2 separate regions of the Homo sapiens genome follow, and region 2 is linked to region 1. Evidence: read pairs that join two places in POLR2A ChIA-PET (ENCODE). Cell type or tissue: PC-3. All regions are shown on one strand. Links, peaks and the distances in the headings refer to the core of each region. The heading gives the core; the rest is flanking DNA. Region 1 overlaps CARD11 (caspase recruitment domain family member 11). Region 2 overlaps CARD11 (caspase recruitment domain family member 11).

Evidence for each region. ChIA-PET counts read pairs that join two places held together with the same protein. Peaks named below come from ENCODE experiments on the same cell type or tissue, not always from the same donor. Only the 100,000 strongest peaks of a DNase experiment are listed, where the experiment ranks them.
Region 2: POLR2A ChIA-PET joins it to region 1 with 14 read pairs; 4 of 35 experiments call an interaction of 5 or more read pairs at or near these places.

Annotation. Positions count from the first base shown.
Region 1 is chr7:2,991,174-3,007,895 of GRCh38, forward strand. All of the region lies in intron 1 of CARD11 (caspase recruitment domain family member 11), which reads right to left. It also overlaps the pseudogene RN7SKP130. Among named protein-coding and RNA genes, the nearest start is that of CARD11, 44 kb to the right of the region's middle. In PC-3, for the core only: no CTCF peak of the experiment used is centred there; no DNase peak of the experiment used is centred there.
Region 2 is chr7:2,927,876-2,938,558 of GRCh38, forward strand. It overlaps CARD11 (caspase recruitment domain family member 11), which reads right to left. Exons shown (of 25, transcript NM_032415.7): 8 at 10,032-10,157; 9 at 9,162-9,359; 10 at 6,578-6,754; 11 at 4,660-4,711; 12 at 2,117-2,199; 13 at 723-823. Among named protein-coding and RNA genes, the nearest start is that of CARD11-AS1, 11 kb to the right of the region's middle. RefSeq lists an enhancer at 9,543-10,439. In PC-3, for the core only: no CTCF peak of the experiment used is centred there; a DNase peak (open chromatin) is centred at 6,416.

The DNA of each region.
Region 1 (16,722 bases), core at 4,453-12,452:
TCTAGGACCCAGGACCCCTATGTATTTACTCAAGGAAAATGAAAATATGTCCACACAAAGACTTGTGTGTGGTTAAACTGATAACAACTTCATTCATAATAGCCTCAAGCTGGAAACCACCCCAGTTACCCAACAGGAGGAAGGATAAACAAATTGTGGTAATAAAAATAAACAGGAAAGAGACATGCAACAACGTGGAAGAATCCGAAAACATGCAGAGTGAAAGAAACCAGACACGAAAAGGTACACACTGTGTGATTCCAGGTATGTGAAGCCCCCGGACAGACAAAGCTACCCAACGTGAAAGAAATCAGAACAGTGATTGTCCCAACAGCTTCTGGTGGGAAGGATGGAAACTGAGCAGGAGGGGCATGAGGAAACTCTTGAGAGCACTGAAGATGTTCTGTATCTTGATGGATTATGGGTTACGTTCGTCAAAAACGGTTGAACTATCTACCGTGCACTTAAGATCTGTGCATTTCACGGTGTACAAATTATATCTCAATTTAGAAAAAAGAAATGAGAATGGATCTGAAGTGATCCCTCCAATACAATACTGTGCTTTCACACCTCTGAAATCTTTTATTTGATTTTTAATTTTCATTTTTTATGTCCATAGGTTTTTGGGGGTACAGGTGGTATTGGGTTACATGAGTAAGTTCTTCAGTGGTGATTTGTGAGATTTTGGTGAACCCATCACCCAAGCAGTATACACTGAACCCAATATGTAATCCTTTATCCCTCTCCCCATCCCACCCTTTCCCCACTAAGTTCCCCAAATCCACTGTGTCATTCTTATGCCTTTGCATCCTCTTAGCTTAACTCCCACTTATGAGCCAGAACATACGATGTTTGGTTTTCCATTCCTGAGTTACTTCACTTAGAATAATAGTCTCCAATCTCATCCAGGGCCCTGCAAATGCCACTAATTCATGCCTTTTTATGACTAAGTAGTATTCCATCGTATAGATATACCACAGTTTCTTTATCCACTTGTTGACTGATGGGCATTTGGGCTGGTTCCATATTTTTGCAATTTTGAATTGTGCTGCTATACACAAGCGTACACCCTTGAAATCTGAAATGATAGCTCAGTGGGCCTGGGGAGAGGGGTAGAATTCCAGCAGATACTCCAGGAATAAACCAGATCCCAATGGGCCCTTGGTGTTGTTTGCACCTGTGATCCCCATGCACACAGGTGATGGGGGATGGCTAAGTTAGACGACATCTGTGTTTCCTAGAGCTGCAGTAAAAAATTATCACAAATTTAGCAGCTTAAAACAATGGAAATGTATTCTCTCCCAGTTCTGGAGGCCAGAAGTCCAAAATCAGGGTGTCGGCCAGAGGGGCTCCTTCTGGAAGCTCAGAGGGAGAGTTTTTTCCAAGCCTCTTTCCCAGATTCTAGTGATTTCTGATGATCTCTGGCATTTCTTGACTTGTAGATACCTCACTCCAATCTCTGCCTCCGTCATCACACGGCTTTCCCTGTGCATCTCTGCACAGCCTCTCTTCTTTTTATTTCTTTTTAAAAAATATTTATTTATTCAGAGACAGGGTCTCACTCTGTTGTCCAGCTGGAGTGCAATGGCACAAACACGGGTCACTGCAGCCTTGACCTCCCAGGCTCAAGTGATCCTCTCACCTCAGCCTCCTAAGAAGCTGAGACTACAGGTGCATGCCACCATGCCCAGCTAATTAAAAACTTTTGTGTGGGGGGTAGAGATGGGGTCTTGCTGTGTTTCTCAGGCTGATCTTGAACTCCTGGGCTCAAGTGACCCTCCCATGTTGGCCTCCCAAAGTGTTTTGATTACAGGTGTCAGCCACCAGGCCTGGCCAGTCTGTCTGTCTCTCTCCTCTCGTTCTCCTTTTTGTAAGGAGGCCAGTCATTAGATTCAGCCCCCACCTCCTTATCCAGTATAATCTGTTTTTAACTTAACTAACCCCATGTGCAGAGACCCCATTTCCAAGTTAGGCCACACTCTGAGGTTCCAGGTGGGCAGGAAATCTGGGAGACATTATTTCCTCCACTGCAGTCCATGCTCTGGCCAAAGTACAGGCAAGTTTCAATGAAGGTGAAAATACAGCACAGGGCCTGGGTCTTCATAGGGGCCTTCAACAACCCATGTGTGGGTTTGGGACATGGAAGCCCAGGCCATGGAAAGCAGATCATGAATTAGAATTTGAAAGAGCACGATGTGTGGGTGTGCGGGGCCATGATCGCACCAGAGGAGGGATGGAGAAGGCATTTCTGGGGGTTCTTGGGAAGAAAGTGCATTTCTAGTGACCCCACCCTGGCATCTGATCCACCCAGAGGCATTGCTAAAATTTGAAGGCCCCGAAAAGCTTTGAGAACACACCCGTGACACGTGCGAAGTCTACGGGAAAGAGAGGCGGCGGACTCGCCAGGGGAAAGCTCATATCCAGGGACGCAGCAGAAGGTGGGCCCCGTGATCCGGGTCGGAGCTGCTTTTAATTGCCTTTGCTTTTCCTGCACAAAGGAGTCTGGGCCATTTGGCTTTCTCTGCAGAAGAATTAACCTTTAGCAGGATGGATAATTGATCCTCAGCAGGGGAAACGTCCCGTGGGTTTTGACGCAGAACCGGCTCTCGGTAAACCTGTCCCTGCCACACCCTGCAAAGCTCCCGCCCCTGCCTCCTCTTGTCTGGAGCTGTCTCCCTTCTAGCTCGCCAAATGCTCAGGGTTCCTATATTTTAAAAAATCTTGTCCCATCAAACTCTGCTTTCAGGAATGGCACGAAGAGCCGACACGCACGGTGAGCAGCTGCCTTCTGCAGATGGAACGCCTCACCTGGGACGCCTCACCTGGGACGCCTCACCTGGGACGCAGGCGTTCCTGTTCCTAGTCACGCCCTGAGCCCTGGATTCCTGCCCAAGCTCACATAGCAGGGACTGGCCCAGCCCCATTCACTCATGCATGTCTGACCCCAAGGCAGGGCTGGTGGCCTCTAAATCCTCCCGCTAGGGTTTCAGCGCCTGGCTGCGTTGAAGGTATCACCTTTTCTACGAACACCTGTTCTGAACAGTGAAAATAGCTATTCCTAACAGAGGAGTTGCAAGCTCCAGGGATCTGTGTGTGCGTTGGGGAGAGTGGAGTACATCATTTCTGGAAAACGGGGCCTCAAAACGTAGCGCCGTTTACAGATGAGAAAAGATGCATTTAGAGGCTTGAACTGGAATGGGCTGTACACAGGACTGCCTTGCCAGACAGCGGCTCAGAAGTCTTCAAAAACGTTTGAAGATGCCCCGTTAAAAGCGTTTGGTTATCTGTTGGTAACAGTGCTGGTCTGCTCAGCCTGCCTTAACAGAATACCACAGACTGGGTGGCCTAAGCAAGAGAAATTCACTTTCTCACAGTGCTGGACACTGGAAGTCTGAGATCAAGGTGCCAGCAGGGTTGGTTTCTGGTGAGGCTCTTCTACCTTCCTTGCAGGTGGCCACCTCCTGGCTGTGTCCTCAAATGGCCTTTACTTCCATGCACGTGAACCTGGTGTCTCTTCCTCTTCTTACAAGGACACCAGTGCTGTGGGATCAGGTCCCCACCCTCATGGTCTTATTTAAAATTGCCTCCTTAAGATTCCTCAAATAAATAAAAATTGAGCTACCATTTGACCCAGCAATCCCACTACTTGGTGTCTACACAAAGGAAAACGAATCATTGTACTAAAAAGATACCCACGCCCTTATGTTCATGGCAGCGCTAGTCACAAAGCGAAGATGGAATCAATCTAGGTGCCCATCAACGGTGGATTGGATAAAGAAAATGTGGCATATATACACCATGGAATACCACACAGCCATAAAAAGGAACAAAATCGTGTCCTTTGCAGCAACATGGATACAGCTGGAGGCCATAATCCTAAGTGAATTAACAGATGAACAGAAAACCAAATACTGCATGTTCTCACTTAAAAGTGGGAGCTGAATGAGGAGAACACATGGACATAAAGATGGGAACAACACACACTGAGGTCTGCAAGATCAGGGAGTGAAGGAAGTGGGCAAGGGTTGAAAAACTACTGATTGATATGGTTTGCCTCTGTGTCCCCACCCAAATCTCACCTTGAATTGTAATAATCCCCTTGTGTCAAGGGCGGGACCAGGTGGTGGTAATTGAATTACAGGGCTAGTTTCCACCATGCTGTTCTCCTGACAGTGAGTGAGTTCTCACGAGATCTGATGGTTTATAAGCATCTGGCATTTCCCCTGCTTGCACTCATTCTCTCTCCTGCCGCCATGTGAAGAGGTGCCTTCTGCCATGACTGTAAGTTTCCTGAGGCCTCTCCAGCCATGTAGATCTGTGAGTCAATTAAACGTCCTTTCTTTATAAATTACCCAGTCTTGGGTATTTCTGCTTAGCAGCATGAGAACAGACTAATACAACCACCTATTTGATGTTCACTATTTGGGTGATGGGTTCAGTAGAATTCCAAACCTGAGCATTATGCAATGTCCCTATGTCACACACAAACCTGCACATGTACCCCCGGAATCTAAAATTTCCAAAAAGAGAAACAATAACTAAAAAGAAAAACCAATCACTCCCTGCTTAAAGGCCCCATCTCCAAATACAATCACATTGGGAGTTTGGGCTTCAACATGTGAATTTGGGGGACACCATTCGGTCCATCACAGTAACCAAGCCTGCTATCCCTCCCCGTCCTGATGGGATGTGTGAACGAAAGTGGACTTTTTTAAGAAAGGAGGCTTGACTTGACAACACCCAAACGAACAGTCCTTTAAGACAGTGTTTCCGGCAATTTCCCAATTGCTCCACATGTTTTCTGGAATTTCTTCCTCTGAACTGCTGCAATTCTAAAGCTTGAGAAACAGTTGCAGAGGGTGAGAATCTGCATTCTTCCCTGTGCAGTGACACCATCGCTGGGATAGGCACAGAGACCAAACAGCGGCCACATCGAATGACCTCACATTTCCCAGCCTCTGTGCACACGCCCATGCTGTTCCATGCACCGGGAACACCCTTCCCATCATGTCCATGTACAAGGCACACCCCTTAGGGCTCAGGGCCACTGTTGCCTGAACTCCATGGCAGTTCCATGCCTGCTTCCTCCACCGCTCCCAAGCTGCAACTTTCAGACTCACACTTGTCACATGGGATTGTGCTTTTTGGCCTCCTTCACTTGGCAATTTGCCCTGGAAACCAGCAGACCTGTCTTGTCACCAGGAGGGCCTCAGTCATCAAGGCACTCTGCAGATGTCTGTCTAATCTTGTGGAGGTGACGTCCTAGCCAGCTCCCCCCAACCCCACCCACACCAAAAGCTGCCACTGCCTGGTTTTGTCACAAAGAAAAACAGGGAATAAAGTGACACCAGCAGACCTACTGCCACTATTCCCAGCTCTGTGCCTGAGGCCTTTCTTTCAACTGTTTTTTTTTTGAGGCAGAGTCTTGCTCTGTTGCCCCGTCTGGAGTGCAGTGGCACAATCTCAGCTCACTGCAACCTCTACCTCCTGGGTTCAAGCAATTCTCTTGCCTCAGCCTCCCAAGTAGCTGAGATTACAGGCGTGCACTACCATGCCCGGCTAATTTTTATATTTTTAGTAGCAACAGGGTTTCCCTGTATTGGCCAGGCTGGTCTTGAACTCCTGACCTCAAGTGATCTGCCCACCTCAGCCTCCCAAGCGCTGGGATTACAGGCATGAGCCACCGCACCTGTCCTTCCGGGACTATCTTAGACCACCAAGCCCAGAGTGTAACAATTAAGGGTGTTTGGGTTGAATAACCCCCCAGGTACCTCAGTCTCAGGAGGAATCCCTGGGCGTGAGTTCTGCCCATCTGCCCAGCCTCCCCATGGGATGGAGTCCCTGTCATTCACCGTAGTGACAGGCTCCATAACATTCCCTTTATCAGCTGCCCCTCGACGCTGTACCACTTCCCCACCCCAAGATCCTCATCCCCGGCAACTCCCAGATGAACTAGTTGCATTCAAACCCTCATCTCAGAGACTGCTTTGCGGGGGCACGCAAATGATGATGCAGTCCGGGATGGCAGATGTTGCTCTGGACAGGTGGCATGGAGCTCAGATCCCAGCTCCGATAAAGGCTCGTTGGAGCTGGCCAGATTCAAAGCAAACAACAAGCAAAAATGCCTGCCCTCCCCTACCCACCCCAACAAATCTCAGATGAGAACCTCAGATGGTGCAGATGGACAGGGCACCATTTTTCAGGAGAGGGAAAGCCGGGGTCATCCTGAAACTCCCTTCAGCTCAGCCCACAGGGGAGGCAGGGCGAGGATGGAGGCTGATGGTTGTGGGTGAGTGGCCCTAGGCATGGCTCAGTTCTGAGTCTTCTTGTGGGCCTGACTTAGCTGAGAGGCAGTCCTGAGATGCTCAGGCCCACAGCAGGGACAGCAGCGGCTGCTACCACCTCCGTGCTGAGAAAAAAACAACAAGCTGCCCAGAACTGAGACACCCCACCCAGCAGCAACCAGGGGCTCCGGGGACAGGATGGTGGTCTGGGCCCTGGGCTCTCAGCTCACATTCTACAGTGAAAAGATGGACGTCTTTTTATTTTTATGCAGAATCAAGCTGACAGGGTCTAATTCTTTCCCCCAAGGAAAGATTAAGTGGGGAGGTTGAACTTGGGATGGTAGAACGAGCTCTGTGCTGGAAAATCTACGTTTAGATCCCATTTCTCTTAAAGTCTATCTGTGGCAATTTTAAAACCTGACCCCCAAATTCTCTGCCACTCTTCCCATTGTTAGATGGGGCTTGTGTCCCCACCCCTTGAACCCGAGCTCTGTAACTGCTTGACCTACAGAAAAAGCTGGAAGTGATACTGTACCAGTGTCTGGACTGAGGCTCTAAGAAACTGCAGCTTCCTGGTCGGGCGTGGTGGCTCACATCTATAATCCCAGCACTTTGGGAGGCCAAGGTGGGCGGATCACCTGAGGTCAAGAGTTCGAGACAAGCCTGGCCAACATGGTGAAACCCCATCTCTACTAAAAATACAAAAATTAGCAGGGTGTGGTGGCTCATGCCTGTAATCCCAGCTACTCTGGAGGCTGAGGCAGGAGAATTACTTGAACCCAGGAGGCGGAGGTTGCAGTGAGCCAAGATCACACCACCACACTCCAGTCTGGGTGACAGAGTGAGACTCTGTCTCAAAAAAAAAAAAAAAAAAAAAGAAAAAGAAATATATACATAGCTTTCATTGTCTGTGTCCTGGGACACTCACTCTTAAAGCCCAGACATGCCTGGGCATGGTGGCTCGTGCCTGTAATCCCAGCACTTTGGGAGGCCGAGGTGGGAGGATCACTTGAACTCAGGAGTTGCCTGGGCAACATAGCAAGACCCAATCTGTAAAAACAAAACAAAACAAAACAAAATTATCTGGGTATGGTGATACACACCTGTAGTCCCAGCTACTTAGGAGGCTGAGGCAGGGGATCACTTGAGCCTGGGAGGTTGAGGCTGCAGTGAGCCGTGATTGCACCACTGCACTCCAGCCTGGGCAACAGAGCAAGACCCTGTCTCTTAAAAAAAAAGAAGCCCAGACAGCAAGCAGCCCATGCAGAGTCCACGTGGACAAGGATCAAGGTTCCCAGCCCTCCCTGGCTGAGATCCCAGCCAATAGCCGGCAGCACTTTGCAGCCACATGAGAGCACTGTCTGGGAAGTGGATCCTGCGGCCCCAGCTGAGCTGCCCGAGTTGACCCCGCGTGGAGCAGAGACAAGCTTTCTCTCCCAGGCTCTGCCCGAACTACAGAATCCATGAGCTCAAGAAATTGTTGTTGTTTGAAGTCATTAAGTTTTGGGGTGGCTTTTACACAACACACAACCAGAATAACGTCTCTGTGGCCTGGGGCAAATGCTTAACCTCTCCCGACCTCGGTTTCCTCGTCTGTAAAGGGAATAGGATTCAAAGCCTTCCAAAGTGCATTTCAGGATGTGAGGGTAATCTGGCTGCAACAGCTGTCACCCCCATTGATCACCAGAGTTGATTTGGCTGATCTGGTTGGCTAGGCGGGTGTCCCCTTCCTCCCTCACCGCTCCACATGTGTCCCTCCTGAGGCTGCATACTTGGTCAAAGAGGATGACCATCCCCGAGAGAGGAAGACCGGTCTTCCATCAAGGGTACAGAAGTAGCCGCGCTCCCCTGCTAGAACCTCCAAACAAACTCTCAAGGTGCAAAGTGCATTTCAGCTCAAATAGTCAATGCACTCTTTCAACAATAGTGAATCAGTTTCCTGGTTTTATCATAACACGTAACGCCCTTTCTCCAGTTTATCAAAAAATTCCCTAAAAGGACCAGAATGCTTTGTCAGTCCTTCTTAAACATCAATGTCTACATGACTCAGCTGGAGATCCTGTTCAATGCAGGAGGTCACAGATGGGGCCTAGAAATCTGCATTTTAATGTGATTTTTCTTTTTTCTTTGACTCAGGACAGAGTCTCACTTTGTTGCCCAGGCTGGAGTGCTGTAGTGGTGCCATCATAGCTCACTGCAGCCTCAGCCTCCCTGGGTTCAAGTGACCCTCCCACCTCAGCCACCCAAGTAGCTGGGACTACAGGTGCACACCTACCATACCTAGCTAATTCAAAAAAAATTATTTGTAGAAACGAGGTCTCACTATGCTACTGAGGCTGTTCTTGAATTCCTGGGCTCAAGCAGTCTTCTTGCCTCAGCCTCCCAAAGTTCTGCGATTACAGGTGTGTGCCACCAGCCCAGATTTTTTGCTTTTTTTTTTTTTTAACAAGATGGGATCTCACTTGCTTGTCCAGGCTGGAGTGCAGTGGTGCAATCATATCTCACCACAGCCTTGAACACCTGAGCTTGTGATCTTCCTGTCTCAGCCTCCTAAGTAGCTAGGACTACAGGTGTGCTCCACCACAACCAGCTAAGTTTTTTTGTATGAAGAAATGAGGTCTCACTGTTGCCCAGGCTGGTCCTGAACTGGCCTCAAGCAATCCTTCTGCTTGGCCTCTCAAAGCGCTGGGATCCCAGACATGAGCCACTGCACCCAGCCACTGATTGCTTTTTTCTTTTTTCCTGAGACAGAGTCTCACACTGTCACCCAGGCTGGAGTGCAGTGGTATGATCTCAGCTCACTGCAACCTCTGCCTCCAGGGTTCGAGCAATTCTCCTGCCTCAGCCTCCTGAGTAGCACTGATAGCATTTTGAGTAGCAAGGGCCCCTTTGTTTGTCTGTTACCAGCAACCACCCTTACCCACAGGATTAAACATGGAAAGGCAGTATCTTTTTTTTTTTTTTTTAAGACAGGGTCTCACTCTGTCACCCAGGCTGGAGTGCAGTGGTGTGATCATGGCTCACTGCAGCCTCAACCTCCTGGGTTCAAGCGATCCTCCCGCCTCGGCCTCCTGAGTAGCTGGGACTACAGTCATGTACCACCAGGCCTAGCTAATTTTTTGTATTTTTAGTCGAGATGGGATTTCACCATGTTGCCCAGGCTGATCTCGAACTCCTGGGCTTGCTCAAGTGATCTGCCCGCCTTGGCCTCCCAAGGTGCTGGGACTACAAGTGTGAGCCACTGCGCCTGGCCGGCAGTATCTCATTTAATCCTAGAACAACTCCCAAGGAAGGCTCTAGAATCACGTGCACTTTACAGATTGGAGACACAGCATCTGGAGAGGTCTGGGGATGTGCCCACGGCCACAGCTGGTGAGTGGTAATGGCCAGGACTTGCACTGAAGTCAGCTCCTCCATGCTCAATCCCCTGCCGCCCTCTTCTGAGCACCAGGTGATGTGAGATCAACCATGTTTTTAAAAATCTCACCCCTTCATGCCTGCAGCAAGGCAGCTGGGGATGAAGATCTATCACAGAAGGACAGAAATGGGGACTCAGTTACACTCAGGAATAACAAAACAGAGTTAATAAAGATAGAGGTGACTTTTTCAGGTTCCCCAGCTCCAGCCGTGATTAATTTACAGCTTTTTACATGCTAATGTTTTCCTGCCTTCTGCTCATAATAAATAACCAATATGCTTTAATACCTAGTTATTATTCATCCCTTTCAGATACTTGGATTTTGATTCTTTGCTGCAGCTCAATCACATTGAATTTCTTTAACCAGGACAGCTCCATTAAGAGTCCCTTGCAAGGACACCCTGGCGGGGCGGTGACAGTAACAGGTAACGGGTGACGAGAGAGTGAGGAGCTGCCACACGAAATATTGGCAGCCATGGGGAAAGAAAGGGGAGGCCGTAATAAAAAACACCACCAAACTACATTTAAGTAACGCGGAGGTGATAACACAGACCAATAAAACCAGGGAACGCACAGTGAAGGTTGACACGCCATCCTTAACGCGCCTCCCCGGCTTGTTTCTGCAATAGAAACTCACATCCATTTAATCACCTTTCTGACATGGAGCGTTCCCTTATATTGGGATAAGAATGGCTCGTCATCCCTCCCACCCCCTCCACCTGCCGGGCTGTGTATTTCAGAAAGTTCCTTGGAACTTTCTCCATCTTCTCTCCCTCCCAGTGGTTTTCAAGCAGAGAAGGCCAGCTCATCAAGAGACATGCATGCGAGTTAATAGAATTGCTTCCTTCTAACGAAGCTGTTCCTTCTCCTGCAATCCAAGAGCTCTCTGGCAATCCTGTTCCCCATTTGACACACGGCGACTCACGTTCCTCCAGGCCCACTGAGGACTGAACGTGGCAATCCTCATCCTGCTCTGCGGCTGCCCCAAGAACAGCAGCCTCACTCCTGGGGCTTCTGGGCAGCCACTTTCCTTGGCCACCTGGACCCTCGTAGGTCAGTCCTCTGCCTCCCATGCTGGGCCACTCCTTCCACTGTAGGAACCACCCAAGGTGTTTCCAATACAGGAAGCCCTTTCTCAGGGACAGCACTTTGTATCTTTCTTGAACTCATCTGGGACTACTTCCCGTATAATGTGGTGTTTTTTTGTTTTTAAGAGATGGGGTCTTGCTATGTTGCCCAGGCTGAAGTACACTGGCCATTCACAGGCGTGATCACAGCACACTACAGTCTGAAACTCCTAGGCTCAAGCAATCCACCTGCCTCAGCCTCCTGAATAGCTGGAACAATGGGTGTGTGCCACTGTGCCCAGCTCAGAATAATGTTTTTAAATACATAGAATAACATATAGGCCGCGTACAGTGGCTCATGCCTGTAATCCCAGCACTTTGGGAGGCCGAGGCGGGTGGATCACTTGAGGTCAAGAGTTCGAGACCAGCCGGGCCAACATGGTGAAACCCTGTCTACTAAAAATACAAAAATTAGCCGGGCGTGGTGGTGCGGGCCTGTAGTACCAGCTACTCAGGAGACTGACGGAGGAGAATCGCTTGAACCCAGGAGGTGGAGGTTGCAGTGAGCTGAGATCGTGACATTGCACTCCAGACAGTAAACAAATGAAACTGCATCTCAAAAACAAACAAACAAACAAAAAGCTTCTGCGGAGGCCTCAGGAGACTTATAATCATGGTGGAAGGGCAAAGGGGAAGCCAGCACATTTATGTCAGGAGCGGGAGGAAGAGAGAGAGAAGGGAAAGGTGCCACATCCTTTTAAACAACCAGATCTGGTGAGAGCTCACTCACTGTCAGGAAAACAGCAAGGGGGATGTCCATCCCTCCCCATGATCCAGTCGCCTCCCACCAGGACCCTCCTCCAACACTCAGTCACAACTGGACATGAGATTTGGGTGGGGACACAGAGTCAAACCGTATCACTCGGCCTCCCAAAATGCGAGGATTTACAGATGTGAGCCACCACACCTGGCAAATTGGGTCATTCTTATCACACCCACCTAAAACAGAGTTGGGAGGGGTGGAGGTAAAAAGCACCCGGGACACATAACATGGCTCCAGAAATGAAATTCTCTGCAAGCCCGGGCTGCGGACACTGCCAGCCGTAACCTGAAACCAGTTTTCTCTAACAGCTACTGAAACAATCTGCTATGACTGTAAGGTTAGTTTTACCCACCGCTGTCACTCACCAATCGGGGCTTGCCAGCTCCCCAAAACTTCACTGGTGACGGTCAACTTAAAGAACAATACGTAACACTTCTGTTTTAAAAATAAAACCTCAAACCTTTGTTCTTTGGACATAACGAAGACCACCCAGGTCTGTGTGTACGTCAAAAATTGTAATTCTTTGTTTTTTTTGAGGGGTCTTGTTCTGTTGCCCAGGCTCTAGTGCAGTGGCCCCATCATAGCTCACTGCAGCCTTGACCTCCCAGGCTCAAGAGAGCCTCCCACCTCAGCCTCCTGAGTAACTAGGACGACAGGCGTGTGCCACCACTCGCGGCTAATTTAATTTTTTTTTTTTTTTTTTGTAGAGATAGGGTTTCACAATGTTGCCCAGGCTGGTCTCAAATTCCTGGGCCCAAGCAATCCTCCCCCCTCGGCCTCACAAAGTGCTGGGATTACAGGTGTGAGCCACCGTGCCCAGCCCAAATTGCTGTTCTTACTTCTCAAGTAAAACTTCTGAATTGCAGAGATTCGTCTCTACAGTTTATTTGATGTCAACAACTCCTATATATCCAGTGCCTGGCCCAGAGCTCAATAACAACCACCAACTGTGTGGAAGAGTCCGATCTGATTCTAACTCTACAGTAAAGGACGCCCCACAGTCATTGAGAGGCCACGAACACTGCAGCAGATGGCACAAGGTGGTCTGCTAGTCTCCTGCCTAACTCATCATCACAGCCTGGCCTATTAAGAACAATTCCTTGCCAGAAGGGCCTCTCTCTAGCCTTACCCCATTGCAGCATCAGCTTACTGGTGGGTTTTGGCAAGAACCCGAAGTTAAGACGGGCACGGGAATGATGCCTCCACGTCCGATCAGCGCCAGAAGGTGCTGCTGCGACCTCTTCTTCCCCGCTCCCCCCAGTCATTTCTTCCCTGCCTGGACTCACTCTGTGGGAAGTGATGGTATCTGAGGACTGCAATATGCTCCACGCCAGGCCCCCATCCATCACCAGCTTCCTGCTGGTTACCATGGAGACGGAATGTGGGGTCCCCACTGGGATGGCACATTCAGAGTCCCTGGGCGAGGGAGTATTTGTGGGCAAAGGGACACTGTGAGATCCAGGACCACCCAGAGTGGGGCCACGCAGAGGTCCACGCAGGCAAGAGAGGCCAAGGGGGAAGGAGGCAGCTGAGAAAAACTGCTGGATGTGCACAGAACTAAGGGCAGCATCCATGAACGTCTGGAAGACCAGACCAACCGCACGTGGAACTCTGGTGAGCTGAAGAAACCAGACCCTGACTATGGCACAGAGGTCTGGGCGAGCTAAGAGGTCAGCAGCTTCTTAAGTCCACAGCCCACCGTGAAGATACCACGTGCCTTCCCAGGTAGGGAAACACTGGATAATCTCAATAGTCACTTCTGCAGCTATCTAAGACACGCCTTCATATATATATATATGTGTGTGTGTGTGTATACACATATACACACACACACACATATATAGGAGCAAATGATAGCATCCATAGGAAAGCTTAGTTCACAGCCTGCCACATAGAAACTCAATATATATCTCTCTCATATATTATATATGTAACAATATATATTATTGATATATGATAGATATATAATTATATGTAATATCATATAAATATACATTATTGTATATAATATACAATTATATATTATATATTTATATGAAATATGTTATATATGATATATAATTAAGTATATATTTGCATTTTTAATTTATTATATTTTATTATATATTATACATAATGTATATCATATATATTTATAATTTTAAATTAAAATATATATTTCAATAAATATATATTTAAATATATAATATATAAAAATAAATATAAATTTAACATATATTTTACTATATATTTATAATTATAAATATTTATATATAATATATATAATTTATATATAATATAATATAAATTTATTTATAAATATAAATATATAATATATAATATAATAAAAATTTATATACAATATAAATTTATGAATATTTATAATTTATTGTAATTATTGTTTTTTATGAGACGGTCTCGCTGTGTTGCCCAGGCTGGTCTTAAACCCCGGGGCTCAAGCGATCCTTCTGCCTCAGCCTCCCAAATAGCTGGAGTTACAGGAAGGCACCCCTGCCCCTGGCTTAGCGCAGGCCTCTAATGAGCCTAGCAGCATGCTGGATTTCTTTTGACAACGGAGGCTGGCCATAGGAAGGTAAGGAGAGAGTCTAGGAAGAGACCAGGAACCTGGCTACACCTTAGTGGGGTCACCCTACACTCAGGATATGGGGCTCCGTTTTGTAAGCTCAAGGAATTTACTATTTCCTCCTTCATTCTGGTCACTGAATGCTTAAGAGGCTGACTCATAAACCATAATGCTTATTTATTTGGGACAGGGTCTTGCTCTGTCACCCAAGCTGGAGTGCAGTGGCACAATCACAGCTCACTGCAGCCTTGACCTGGGCTCCAGCAATCCTCCCACCTCAGCCTCCTGAGTAGCTACTACTACAGGAGCTTGCCACCATGCCTGGCTAATTAAAGAAAAATTATTATTATTATTTTTTTTTGTAGAGATAGGGTCTCGTTATGTTGCCTAGGCTGGCCTTGAACACCTGGGCTCAAATGATCCTCTTGCCTTGGTCTCCCAAAGCTCTGGGATTACAGGCGGGAGCCACTGCACCTGGCCCTAATTTACCTTTTTATTATAAGTGGCCATTTTCTTCTGGGGAAGCATGATAAAGTGGACTTTGGAGGGAGGCAGGCCTGGGTTTGAACCTGGCTCTACCACTTACTGGCTGAGTGAGGAGGGAAAGTGGCTTGAACTCTCCAAGCCTCGAATGCTTTACCTGTCGAATGGGAGTGATGACAATATATAAATTTCACAGGGTTGCTTTAAGGAGCAAATGAAATCATACAAAAGAAAGCTTAGTTCAGGGCCTGCCACATAGAAACTCAATAAATATTTCCTGTTAACTACACAGAACTGTGTCCCTAGGAGACAGTGTGTTTAGTCAAAAAAAAAAAAAAAAAACCAAAAAACAGTGAGGAGTGGGGTGTGTGATGTGACCAAATGGATTGGTAAGCCTGGTATCACAGGACTTCTCAGATCCTTTGCACATGAATCTTGCTAAGGAAGGTGCAGCACGCAGCATTTCCCAGCTTATCTGACCATGGCACCCTTGGTTCATGGAGCAACTCACGAACTAGTGTTCTGTGTGGCATACACTTTGAGAAACATCATCACAGGCCATGTGTCCATCAACCTGGAGAAGCTGATGAACTCACGTGCACTCTGGGGATGCATCTGTTCAGAGAATGTGGACTGGTCGGTAGCATCAGGCCATTCCCTCCCCAGGAAAGTGGAGGGGAAAAGCACATGCACAAGTCTTACTCTTGGACAAGAACACCGTCTTCAGTCATGGCACCAATATCCATGATGGATAAGCTCAGTGAATGAGATCACTTTGCATTCATTTACATTCTGGCTTGGAGTCTACTGATGAGGTGTGGGAAGGACCCAGTCACTGCGGAAACTCGGCTCAATTCATCTTTTAGGGCAAGTGATCCCTGCTGGGAATCGCTCATTCATTTCTCTTCAATTCCTATCAGGTGGAATTTCAGGGCATGGCATTTTCTGAGCCTGCTCCCAAATTCTGGAAAGAGGGAGGGAGTGGGTGGAAGTGCAGAGGGCTTGGGACAAGATAGTCAAACAAGCTCTACTGCAACCAGCAGGGTGGCCTGGCCCAGAGCACGATAAACCATCAAGATACTTCCCTGCCTATGAAATCAAAACCATAACAGCTCCTCCAACTGTGGGTGGTGAGTTAATATTTATACACTCTATAGATTTATTCTAGAAGAGGAAACTGAGGAACTCTCCTAGAATCCAGCAGAAAAAGGTGGTGGTGGGTGGAGCTGGACAGGATAAAAGAAAAGCTAAGTGGAAGACAGATTGAGAAGTTGCAACGGTTGTCTTACAGGTGATACAGATGGAGAAAATTAAAAGAATGGAGAGGAAGAGAAATTCAAAGAAACTCTAGAAAAAAAATCCCAGAATTGAAAAAATATAGGAATCCTAAGCTCAAATAATGCAATGGTTTCCATGCCAGTGAGTGCATGTGCACAGCTGTACGGTAAGTCCTCAGTCGGCATTGCCCACTCGTTCTTAGAAACTGCAATTTTAAGCAAAATGACCTGTAAGGCAATGAATTTTACCATAGGCTAATGATTACAAACAGGAATTAAGTTTCTACTCACAAAAACATCACCAAACAACAGCAACAACTACTACTACAACTTCTTCTTTTTCCTCCTCCTCTTCCTCCTCTTCCTCCTCCTCCTCCTCCTCCTCCTCTTCTTCTTCTTCTTTCTTCTTTCTTCTTCTGTCTCACTCTGTTACCCAGGCTGGAATGCGGTGCTGGAATCATGGCATACTCACTGTAGCTTTGACCTCCCAGGCTCAAGTGATCCTCCTGCCTTAGCCTCAAAAAGTGCTGGGATTTCAGGCATCAGCCATTGTACCTGGCCTACCAAACTTCTCAAGACCAAAACACTTCTAGTATTAAACATGGAAATAAATGTGCACTATACATAGAATAAATATGAGCTTAAGAAAGATTCATTAAGAACAGCAAATAATTATTTACCCATTTATTGCAGTTAAGGGTCTTGGGTGGTCAGAGCCCATCCCAGCAGCTCAGGACACAAGATGGGCACCAGCCCAGGATAGGACACCATCGCGGGGCATCTCTCACACCCCACACTCACTCAGAC
Region 2 (10,683 bases), core at 2,684-10,683, 65 kb before region 1:
ACACCCGTTGCCCAGGCATACTTCTACTGTGGTTCTCTTTGTGAGGACACTAATGGTTTTTAGGAAGTAAGGAAGGTGGGAGAGGAGATTGGAGAAGCCATTCATGAGTTTCTTTTTTTTTTTTTTTTGAGATGGAGTCTCGCTCTGTCACCCAGGCTGGAGTGCAGGGGCATGATCTCGGCTCACTGCAACCTCCACCTGCCGGATTCAAGCGATTCTCCTGCCTCAGCCTCCCGAGTAGCTGGGATTACAGGCACATGCCACCACACCCAGCTAATTTTTTGTAATTTTACCAGAGATGGGGTTTCACCATATTGGTCAGGCTGGTCTCGAACTCCTGACCTCAGGTGATCCACCCGCCTCGGCCTCCCAAAGTGCTGGGATTACAGGTGTGAGCCACCATGCCCAGCTGTGAGTTTCTTATTCTTTGGCAGAAAAAGCCAAGCCCTGGGGCTGTGGGGCCCGGGAACCTGATTTCTGGGCAGCATGGAGCCACGGGTCATAGGTTTTGTCCTTGGACAGGCAGCTGGGTGAACCCAGGGAGGCCGCTTCCCTCCTCTGAGCCTCAGCCTCCTCATCTGTACAATGAGCAGTACCCTGCCTTTCAGGGTTGCTTCGAGGACAGCTGGGTCAGCAAGCGTGGACTGGCCCAGAGACGGGGTAAGGAGGCTTGGCATGGTGGCACGGGGCAAAAGCCCAGTCCTCCCTCACCTGCCACCCACCTGCGATGGGGCGCGTCCTCCTTGTAGCGTCTGACGATGGAGTCGTTTCCCGGGGGCTCGGCGGTGATTGACATGATGCTGCTGCGGCTCCGGGGGGGCTGCTTCAGACACAGACACACACACGTTACGGGTGCATAAATATTACACACGCAGGGACTCAATTCAATGCAAAATCGTGCCCGCCTCCTACTCAGGCGGCATGGAGGCAGCGAGCCGGCTATCAGCGGCGACCTTGGCTGGAGGAGGCTTGTGCTGAGCCCGGAGCGGCCGCAGCCGCCGAGCTTGAAGCACATCTGCTCGCACATCTGCTCACAGGGAGGACGCAGGCGGGAGCCGGCCGGCTGGGGGACTGGGGCGCTGCCTCGCCATGGTGCACAGGCTGAGCTCAAGGCCCCCGGGCTGCACCTGCTGTGGGCACCTGCTCTAAACATGGTGAACAGTGTGGGCCTGGGGCGTGGGGAGGGCAGTGGTGCCCCGGACGGCACAGCTGCTGGAGGGCAACCTTTGAAACCAGGCCTGCTGGCTCCTGGCCAGAGCCGCTCTTAATAAGAGCCTGGGATTCTGCCACCCAGGGCAGCCATCAGACAGGAATCATTCATTATCAAATATCTGCCTCCCCCAGGGCCTGATTTTGGAAGCTGAGCTGACAAGCTTCCCAGGGCTTCCCCTTGGGGTTAGAATCTCTAATCTTGGGCCTTCTGCTGCCTGTCAGGGGGTGGGCAGTGCTGGATGCAGTGGCTGGGACCCTGCCCGGCTCTGCCCGGGTAGGGGTTCTGGGCTGGGGATGGGGCCCCAAGCCTCAGCTCTGCGGCGGCTCCAGCTGCTCACAGCTCCCTGCCCTGCCTGCCGCCCGTTCCCCAGGCTGCGGGAGTTGCCAGGGGCTGAGAAGTTGCGGCAGAATTTTCACGGCCTGTGCCATGCGCGACAGCCCCTGGGAGGCCCAGCTCCTCCTCCCACCAAGTGTTAAATTGGGAAAGGAGGCGGCAAGAAGGTGTAAATACATTGCGAGGCTGTGGAAACCTCTCTAAATAAACATAAGGGAGGCTGGGGCTGCAGCCCAGAGCAGGCAGCAGCGCTGCTCAGAGGCTGGGTCTTGGGGAGGAAGGCGAGGTGGGTCAGGGCTGGTGGGGTGGATGAGGCTGGGGCCCCGGGACGGTGCTCTGCAGCAGGAGAGGGTGTTGGGGGATGAGCTGGTGCCCCGGATGGCACTCTGGAGGGAGAGAGGGTGGTGGGGATAAGCTGGGTCCCTGGATGGCATTCTGCAGGGGGAGAGGGTGGTGGGGATGAGCTCTGGAGGGAGAGTGGGTGGTGGGCATGAACTGGGGTCCCAGACACTCTTCTGCAGGGGGAGACAATGGAGGGGACCTGCAGATCGGGCAGAGGCTGCAGCTCACCATCTTGGTGAAGGAGTTGGTGATGGGCAGAGATCCGCAGGAGCTAGGGCTGGCGTCCGTGCCTTCTTCCTCGTGCCCCTTGGCTGTCCTCACGGGAGACGAGATGGGAGAGACAGAGAAAGGAGAAGGGGGCCGGGGAGGGTTTGAGGTGGAAGAGAGAGAGGGGAGGAAGAGAAAAGGTGGGGAAAGGGAAGTCAGAGCCTCATGGCCCATAGGCACATGGGGCTCTCTGGCATCATCCCCAACCTCCTTCTAACGAGGTGGGTCTGGGGCCTCTTCTCTCCCTTGAGGGCTCACTCCACTCTCTGTGGCATCTGCTGGAGAAAGAGCCCTCAAAAACCTCCTCTTGCTTTTTATCAAATTTTTTATAGAGATGGTGTCTTGCTATGCTGCCCAGGCTGGTCTTGAACTCCCGGCCTCAAGCAATTCTCCTGCCTTGGCCTCCCAAAGCGCTGGTATCACAGGCATAAAACCATCTCTTCTTTTCCTGTCTCCCCCCACCACAGTAGGCTCCTGGCGGGGAGGGGGTGGTGGGTCTCATTTGCCAACATATCGCAGCTCCCAGCGAGGGTCACCCCCTGGGCAGCCTGGGTCAAAGCTGGACAACGCCATGTGTCTCTGAGGACTGGTGTGGGGTCCCCGGCTGGCATTTTCTGTGAACAATGGACAACCGGGGCATGAGTCTTCCTGTCCAATTCTCTGCCATCAACATGGACTCTGCCTCTCCCCGACAAGCAGGGCTGGCTGATGGGGATGAGGACAAACTGGGGGCCAAGTCCGTCACCTCCTCAGTGAAGCCTCCCTTGATGTCCCTGCCCCAACCCCTGGCTCTGTGGTGGGTTGCCTGGGGACCATGTGCACATCCTCTCAGCCCTCCTAAGACGGCTTTGCTCTCTGTGTCCCCTCCTTGCTCCCACCCTTGCTGTGTGTGCCCGTGTTGTGTGCACAGAGAGATATACGTACATGCACCCCCATCAGTGGATGCCTTGTGGGGAGGAACCATATGCTGTCCTTCCCTGGGCCCCCAGCACCTGGCACTGGGCAGCCTATTAAGGTCTGATGAGGAGCCCCATGGCCACTGCATCCTGTCCCTTCCCTGTGATGCAACCCCCTTCTCTGCTTCCTGCAGGCCCCAGGCCCTTTGCACCTCCCTTCTGATACAGAAGGCCACTGAGACACCGGATGTGGCCGTGAGGGAGCTGGACGGGGCCCCCCGCCCTGGCCTCCCTCTGCTGCCCTCCGTGTCCAGAGAGAACGGCCTTAAGCACAGGTCTGCACTCTTCACTCTCCTGCCCACCCCAAAGCCACCTGGGGGAGGCTTCATCCTTGCCATGCAGGATGAAGTCCATATCTTCAGTGAGGCGCCCACAGTCTCAGCCCAGTGCTCTCCTGCTTTACGCTCTGGGGTGGCAGGGCGGCTTCTGCCTGTGCACCTCCTGGTCTCCACACCTCTGTTTATGGGCCCCTCTCTGAGCTGAGGAGTACTTCTGGACACTGTGTCCCTCCACCAAAAGGCTCCCTTTTCCAGCCCCAGTTTAAATGTCCACCCCGCCCCCACATTTTTCTTTCTTTCTTTTTTTTGAGACAGCGTCTCACTGTGTCACCCAGGCTGGAGTGCAGTGGTGCCATCTTGGCTCACTGCAACCTCTGCCTCCTGGGCTCAAGTGATTCTCCTGCCTCAGCCTCCCGGGCTCAAGTGATTCTCCTGCCTCAGCCTCCCAAGTAGCTGGGATTACAGGCATCTGCCACCACGCCCGGCTAATTTTTGTATTTTTAGTAGAGACAGGGTTTCACCATGTTGACCAGGCTGGTCTCAAACTCCTGACCTCAGGTGATCTGCCCGCCTTGGCCTCCCAGAGTGCTGGGATTATAGGTGTGAGCCACCCCACCCGGCCAAATGTGCCCTTCTTGATGGATCCTTCTCTGACCTTTGTCCAGCCACTCTCAGGACCCATGCACTTTCCACCTCCTGGCTGTGGCCCTGCCTGAGTGTGTGGGGTCTATGGACATCTACTTGGGCCTTCCAGCACCTGGCACATAGTAGGTGCTTGATTTGCTTAGGCAAACCCTTCTAGCCGATCTGTCACTCCCAGAGACATGGTGAGGACAAAAGAGAAGATTCTGAAGGCAGTGTGTCTCGGAGAACCAGGGACTGACGAATGAACCAGCCTCCTGTGAAGTCCTGTGGGGGAACACCCGGCCAAAAGTCTTGGAAGAGGGTCAAAGAGTCCTTTCGCTGAGAAGCCACGGGCAAAACGCACAGTTCAGCTAACGCACCAGGGATTCCGGACAGACCCACCGGGAGAGGCGGGGAAGCGTGGAGGGAACCACAGAGGGGACCTTTCAGCAGTTGGGCTCCTGCCTGCTTTGAATGACGATGAACATTAATTGCTATTTGGATGGACCCCCACCACTCCGAGACCCCCGAGAACCCGCCACGTTTACCACGCAGGATTGTTCGTTACAGTGGGAGAAACAGATGGACCGAGAGAGACAGAGTGACAGATGAGACAGGCCAAGAGAGATTTGGGCGTCTCACTAACCTTGAAAATCTGATGTTCGCTTCAGGCTGATGGGGGATTTGGCTCTCTGCAGCTAAAAGGGAGGGGAGGGGAAGAAACAAGACACAAGACACAAATCAAACAGGGACCTAGACACATGTCACTGGGGCTTAGAAAAAAATAGAGAGAGGCCAGCCATCGTGTCCCTCGTCATACGGCCACCAGGTTCAGCCCGGAACGCACACGGACCGATGCTCATCTCCCGCGGCCGGGACGACAAGACACAGCGGCTCCCCTGGGCTTGAATCAGGCAGCTGCTGGTATAGACAAGCTCTCCTCCCAGGGCGGCCGTGTAATATGGCTCATGGCAGAAGACAGGACAGGAGCCAAGAGCGGCAGAGGGGACCAAGTGATGTGCGGGGAGTGTGAAGCTGAGCAGAGCTGGGTACATGACACAGAGCAGGTTTCAGAAGAGGGTGAGGCTGCCAGGCAGGTGCCCTGGCCACCCCCGGCCCGGAGTGCTAATGGGGTCTCAGTCAGCTCAGATGTGCTGCCTCAGGCCTTCTGGCTTGGCGTGTGGAAGGCTGGGAGAGGCAGAGGCATTGTCAGGCCCTGCTGTGGCATCTCATTCATTCACTCATTCCCTCCCCATCGAGAGCCAGCCGTGGGCTTCGGGTTGCCCGAGATTCTGAACACAGTGACAGGATTACTGCTAACTCCAGCTCCTGGGATGGTGCCTGACATGTGACGGGCATGTGATTGGCACTCAGTACATATACTCAATACATATGTGATGAATAAACAAATGAATTGGTTTTTTTTTTTTTTTTTTTTTTTTGAGACAGAGTCTTGCTTTATTGCCCAGGCTGGAGTGCAGTGGTGCGATCTCGGCTGACTGCAACCTCCGCCCTACTGGGTTCAAGTGATTCTCCTGCCTCAGCCTCCTGAGTAGCTGGGACTACAGGTATCCACCAACACGCCCGGCTAATTTTTGTATTTTTAGTAGAGATGGGATTTCGCCATGTTGGCCAGGCTGCTCCCGAACTCCTGACCTCAGGTGATCCGTCCACCTCAGCTTCCCAAAGTGCTGGGATTACAGGCGTGAGCGACTGCACCAAGACTGAATTTGGAAATGATGCTCATTTCATTCTCTTTCCCTCCTTCCATCTTTCTTTCTTTCTTTCTTTCTTTCTTTCTTTCTTTCTTTCTTTCTTTCTTTCTTTCTTTCTTTTTCTTTCTTCCCTCCTTCCATCTTTCTCTTTTTCTTTCTTTCTTTCTTTTCTTTCTTTCTCTCTCTTTCTTTCCTTCCTTCCTTCTTTCTTTCTTTTCTTTTTCTTTTCTTTCCTTTCTTTCTTTCTCTTTCTTTCGTTTCTGTTTCTTTCCTTTCTCTCTCTCTCTCTTATTATTGAGACAGGGTCTTGCTCTCTCACCCAGGCTGGAGTATAGTAGTGCGATCATAGCTCACAGCAGCCTCCAACTCCTGGGCTCAAGTGATCCTCCTGCCTCAGCTTCCTGAGTAGCTGGGACTACAGGTATGTACCACAATGCCTGGCTGTTTTTTTTCTTTTCTTTTCTTTTCTTTTTTTTGAGACACTTGATCTTCCTATGTTGCCCAGGCTGGTCTGGAACTCCTGACCTCAAGTGATCCTCCCGCATTGGCCTCCCAAAGTGCTGGGGTTACAGGCGTGAGCTACCATGCCCAGCCTGTCTTTCTTTCTCTCTCTTTTAATGTCTATTACATTTATAAGAGTGAGGAAATCAGTAAAAATGTACAAATGAGTAAGAAGCGAGTCGCAGGATTTCCAGCTTACAGGGTTGAAATAGGGTGAGTCACAGTCTGGGCACCCAAGACCCACCCAGAAGCAGGCGTGGCTGTGCTGCCCCATCGCCGCCTGCAGGGGCCCCCGGCTCACAGACCCTCTGCCCTGCACCTGCGCCCCCTCCCTCCACACCCATGCACCTGGATGCCCTTCAGGTTCATCCTGCGCTGGGGCGGATGGTAGGGCAGGAAGTACTTGCTGTCTTCAGGTGACTCCTCCGAGGTGGAAGAATCGTCAGCTTCTTGACCATTGGTCCTGGGGCTGGCATCCCCAAAGTCCTGAGAGATGATGGTTACTGGCAGGTTCCTGGGCAGACTCTGGGGACAGAGAAAAAGCTGGCGTTAGTGGTGGGGCTTGGCGATGCGCCACCAGTGGGCAAGATGGCTGGGCTGATGGCATCATCATTCCCTCGGCCACCCGAACATGAAGCTCACTTTGGCCATTCTTCTTTCCTGACCCCAACCGTAACCCCAGACACTGAGCCCCCATCAGTCCAGCCTAATGATGCATCCTCCTCCCAGGCTTCTGGTCCAGTCTCCCAAACAAGCCCCGGTCTTCTTGTACAATGGTAAAGGCATTGCCTCCTAACTGGCCTCAGCCCCTTCCATCTCATCTGCCACCATGAAATTTCCAATTTCTAGCCCTGTGCCTGAGCTAAAAATATAAAAAATATTCAGAATGACTGAATGATGTTAAAAAAAAAACACACACACACAGTCCTAGGTACTGTCTTGTCTGGAGCGCTTCATAGCTGTCACCTCATTGAATCCTTCCTGACAAGTAGAGGTTGTTGTTGATAATTGCTTTTTACAAAATAGGAAGCGGAGTGCTGTAGCATGAAGGAACTACGTGGCCCACAAAGCCACATGGCACCCGCATGCTGCGCTGCCTCCAGACTCAAAGCGTCTTGTTCCACTCCCTGTGCAAAATCTTCCAGGGGCTCAAAACAGCAGTAGAGCTCCTGGGTGTGCACAGCCCACCTTGGCGTGCCCCGTTAACCCCCTGCTGCTCCTTGACTCCCACTCTGCAGACGGATGGAAGCGCCGGTCATGCCCTGCTGACAGCACAGTGGGCTAATGCCAGGCCTGTGTTCACGCTGTAACTGCAGCCGGGAGCACGGGTCCTCCCAAAGTGCTGGGATTACAGGCCTGAGCCACCGCGCCTGGTCAGGGTCCCTTCCTTTGTAAATGAGGACACTGAGCATGCTTTCCATGCAGGACAGTTCCGTGGGGTAAATGAGGTAATGCACAGAGGGCACATTGCGTGGCACCTGCACGTGACAGCACTCGGTAAACCCAGAGCTATAATAGTGGTAACATTTACCCTGGAGGAGGCATTCCTTCATTTCTCAGTGCCTGGAGCCCTGCTGGGAAATGCACTCTGCAATTCACATAGTCCATAAATGAGGGTTTACTCACAAGCACTAGGAACCGTAACGACCACAGGGTGTCTTAAACCCAGTGACGGTTCAGGTGTGCGGGGGAACCCCAGTGGGAGGCCAGCAGCTGGCTGTGGTCACTGAGAGGGCACTGAGGCTCCTAAGGCAGAGGCTGCCCAGCAAGGAAGTGGCCAGGTCAAGCTTGCCTTTTTTTTTTTTGAGATGGAGTCTTGCTCTGTCACCAGGCTGGAGTGCAGTGGCGTGATCTCGGCTCACTGCAACCTCCGCCTCCTGGGCTCAAGCGATTCTCCTGCCTCAGCCTCCCGAGTAGCTGGGACTATGGGCACGCACCACCACGCCTGGCTAATTTTTTTGTATTTTTAGTAGAGACAGGGTTTCACCATGCTGGTCAGGCTGGTCTTGAACTCCTGACCTCGTGATCCACCTGCCTCGACATCCCAAAGTGCTGAGATTACAGGCGTGAACCCTCGCACCTGGCGCCCTGCATCTTCTTATTTATGTTTTTAATTTTAATTTTTTAAATTTTTAAAAATTTTCGCTCTGTTGCCCAGACTGGTCTTGAACTCCTGCCCTAAAGCGATCCTCCCACCTCAGCCTCCCAAAATGCTGAGATTACAGGCATGAGCCACTGTGCCCAGCCCTACCCTGCATCTTCTAACTTCAAAATGAGTGGCTTCCACTCATCACTAAACAGACACAAACACAACAGTAAAAGATGTGGATTATGCTGGGCGTGGGAGGGAACTTCCGGCTTCAAATATATGAAGAGCCAACCGGGCACAGTGGCAAACGGCTGTAATTCCAGCTCTTTGGGAGGCTGAGGCGGGAGGATCGCTTGAGGATAGGAGTTTAAGACCAGCCTGGGAAACAGTGAGACCTCGTCTGTACAAAAAAATTACAAAATTAGTCAGGAATTGTGGTGTGTGCCTTTAGTTCCGCTACCCAGGAGGCTGAAGTGGGAGGACTGCTTGAGCCCAGGAGTTTGAGGCTGCAGTGAGCTGTGATAGTGCCACTGCATTCCAGCCTGGGCGACAGAGTGAGACCCTGTCTCAAAAGCAAAACAAAACTAAACAAAGGACAAGGAGCCATTCATTGCACAGGGAAGCGGCGACTGGTCACAGCCCTCAGTGGGTGCCAGGGGGCACCTGGCTTCTGGTTTGGGGCCCCACAGGGAGGTGGCGACTGGTCACAGCCCTCAGTGGGTGCCAGGGGGCACCTGGCTTCAGGTGTGGGTCTCCACGGGGAGGTGGGGACTGGCCACAGCCCTCAGTGGGCACCAGGGCCCACCTGGCTTCAGGCGTGGGGTCCTGCCCGTCCCGCCCCACCTGGTCCAGGTTGTTGCTGTCCTTGGAGAGGCGCCGCAGCTTGCTCTCCAGGTTGACGATGCAGGCCTCCCGCCGCACCATCTCGATCCTCATCTCGTCGTTCTTCTCCTCCAGCTCGCGGATCTGCTTCCTGTACTTGTCCTTTTCGATTAAGCACTGCGAGTACTGTGTCTGAGCTTCATCTCGGGAGTGGAAGGCCTGCCAGGGAGAAGCGGGACGAAGGCTGCTTTGGGGGTTGCACCCCAGCCAAATCCAGCTGGGCCCAGGGACAGGCATCATCCCAACCCAGGGGCCAGCCACATCGTCTGTGGCTCTCGTCTGCAGTCTGACCCCTGGGCGTGTCAGTCACTACCTTCTTCATTAACGCGATCACAGAGCCGATGGTCCGACCCTTGCTAGTGGCAGGCTCTGTGTTGAGAGCTTTGATGCAGTGTCCCTGGAAGGCCACAGCCTGTCCCTATGAGGCGGTGCTACCGTAATTATCCCCATTTTACAGATGAGGGCACTGAGGTCAGGGGTGGCAGCTTGCCTATGGGCATACACCTTATGAATGACAGGGCTGGATCTGAACCCATCCTCTCACCCGAGAGAACACACAACATTTAAGAACCATGCTTGGTCGTGGGAGCTGCTGGAGCCCAGCTCGGATCCCCCTGCTACCCAAACGCCTGTGACTTCCAAAAAAGCCTTTTGGAATTCATCTTTTAGAATTCATCTTTGGAACAGAAATGGGAAAGATGGATTCAGGAGTGATCCCTGCATTGTCAGTGATGTTGCACTGGACAAAACACTCTGAAGGAGCCGGTGGTCTGGGGTGCGGGCCCCGCTGTGCAGCCTCGCCGCCCTGCACGCTGCAGGTGGTGCCTGTACCTGGTCCCGCTCCCGCTCCACCTCCTCCAGCTGCAGCATGACCGTGTTCATGCGGTGCTTGTACATTTCACAGTCCTTTCCCAGGGTCGAGCACTTGAGCTCCAGGTCCTCCTTCTCCTCCAGGTACTGTGAACCACACAGAGAAATCAATATGCGCATCGAGCAATCAATAGGTCAGGACTGAAAGCTGTTCTCTGCTCGTGCCTTCCCGCCAGCTGGCTGGAGCTGGCCTGTCCCTCCCTAAGCTGGCATGGTCAGGACATGGCCTGCCCTTCTGGGAACCGACTATCTGACTGTTGGGGCTCAAGGTAGGAGACCAATCAACCCAGCATTGTTGTGAACCCACTACAGACCAGGTAACATAGGGGAGGACAATGTGATCTCAGTCAGGAGGGGGACACAGGTGCTAAGCTGGTGCAATAGCTTGTACATGCCCAAGGGTGGCCGGCACATCTGGGATCCTGCAATCCGCAAGGTGTGGGTGAGGCTCTGAGACTCACACCTTGGCAGGTATGTGGGTTCCCCCAATCCCAAGCCCTCACCCTCCCCTCTGCCCACATTGCTCCCACCCCCAGGCCCTCATCTGGTTGATAAACTGCAGCTTCTGCCAGGGGCTGAATACTGGGAGGTACAGGGGATTTATGCCAGGGGT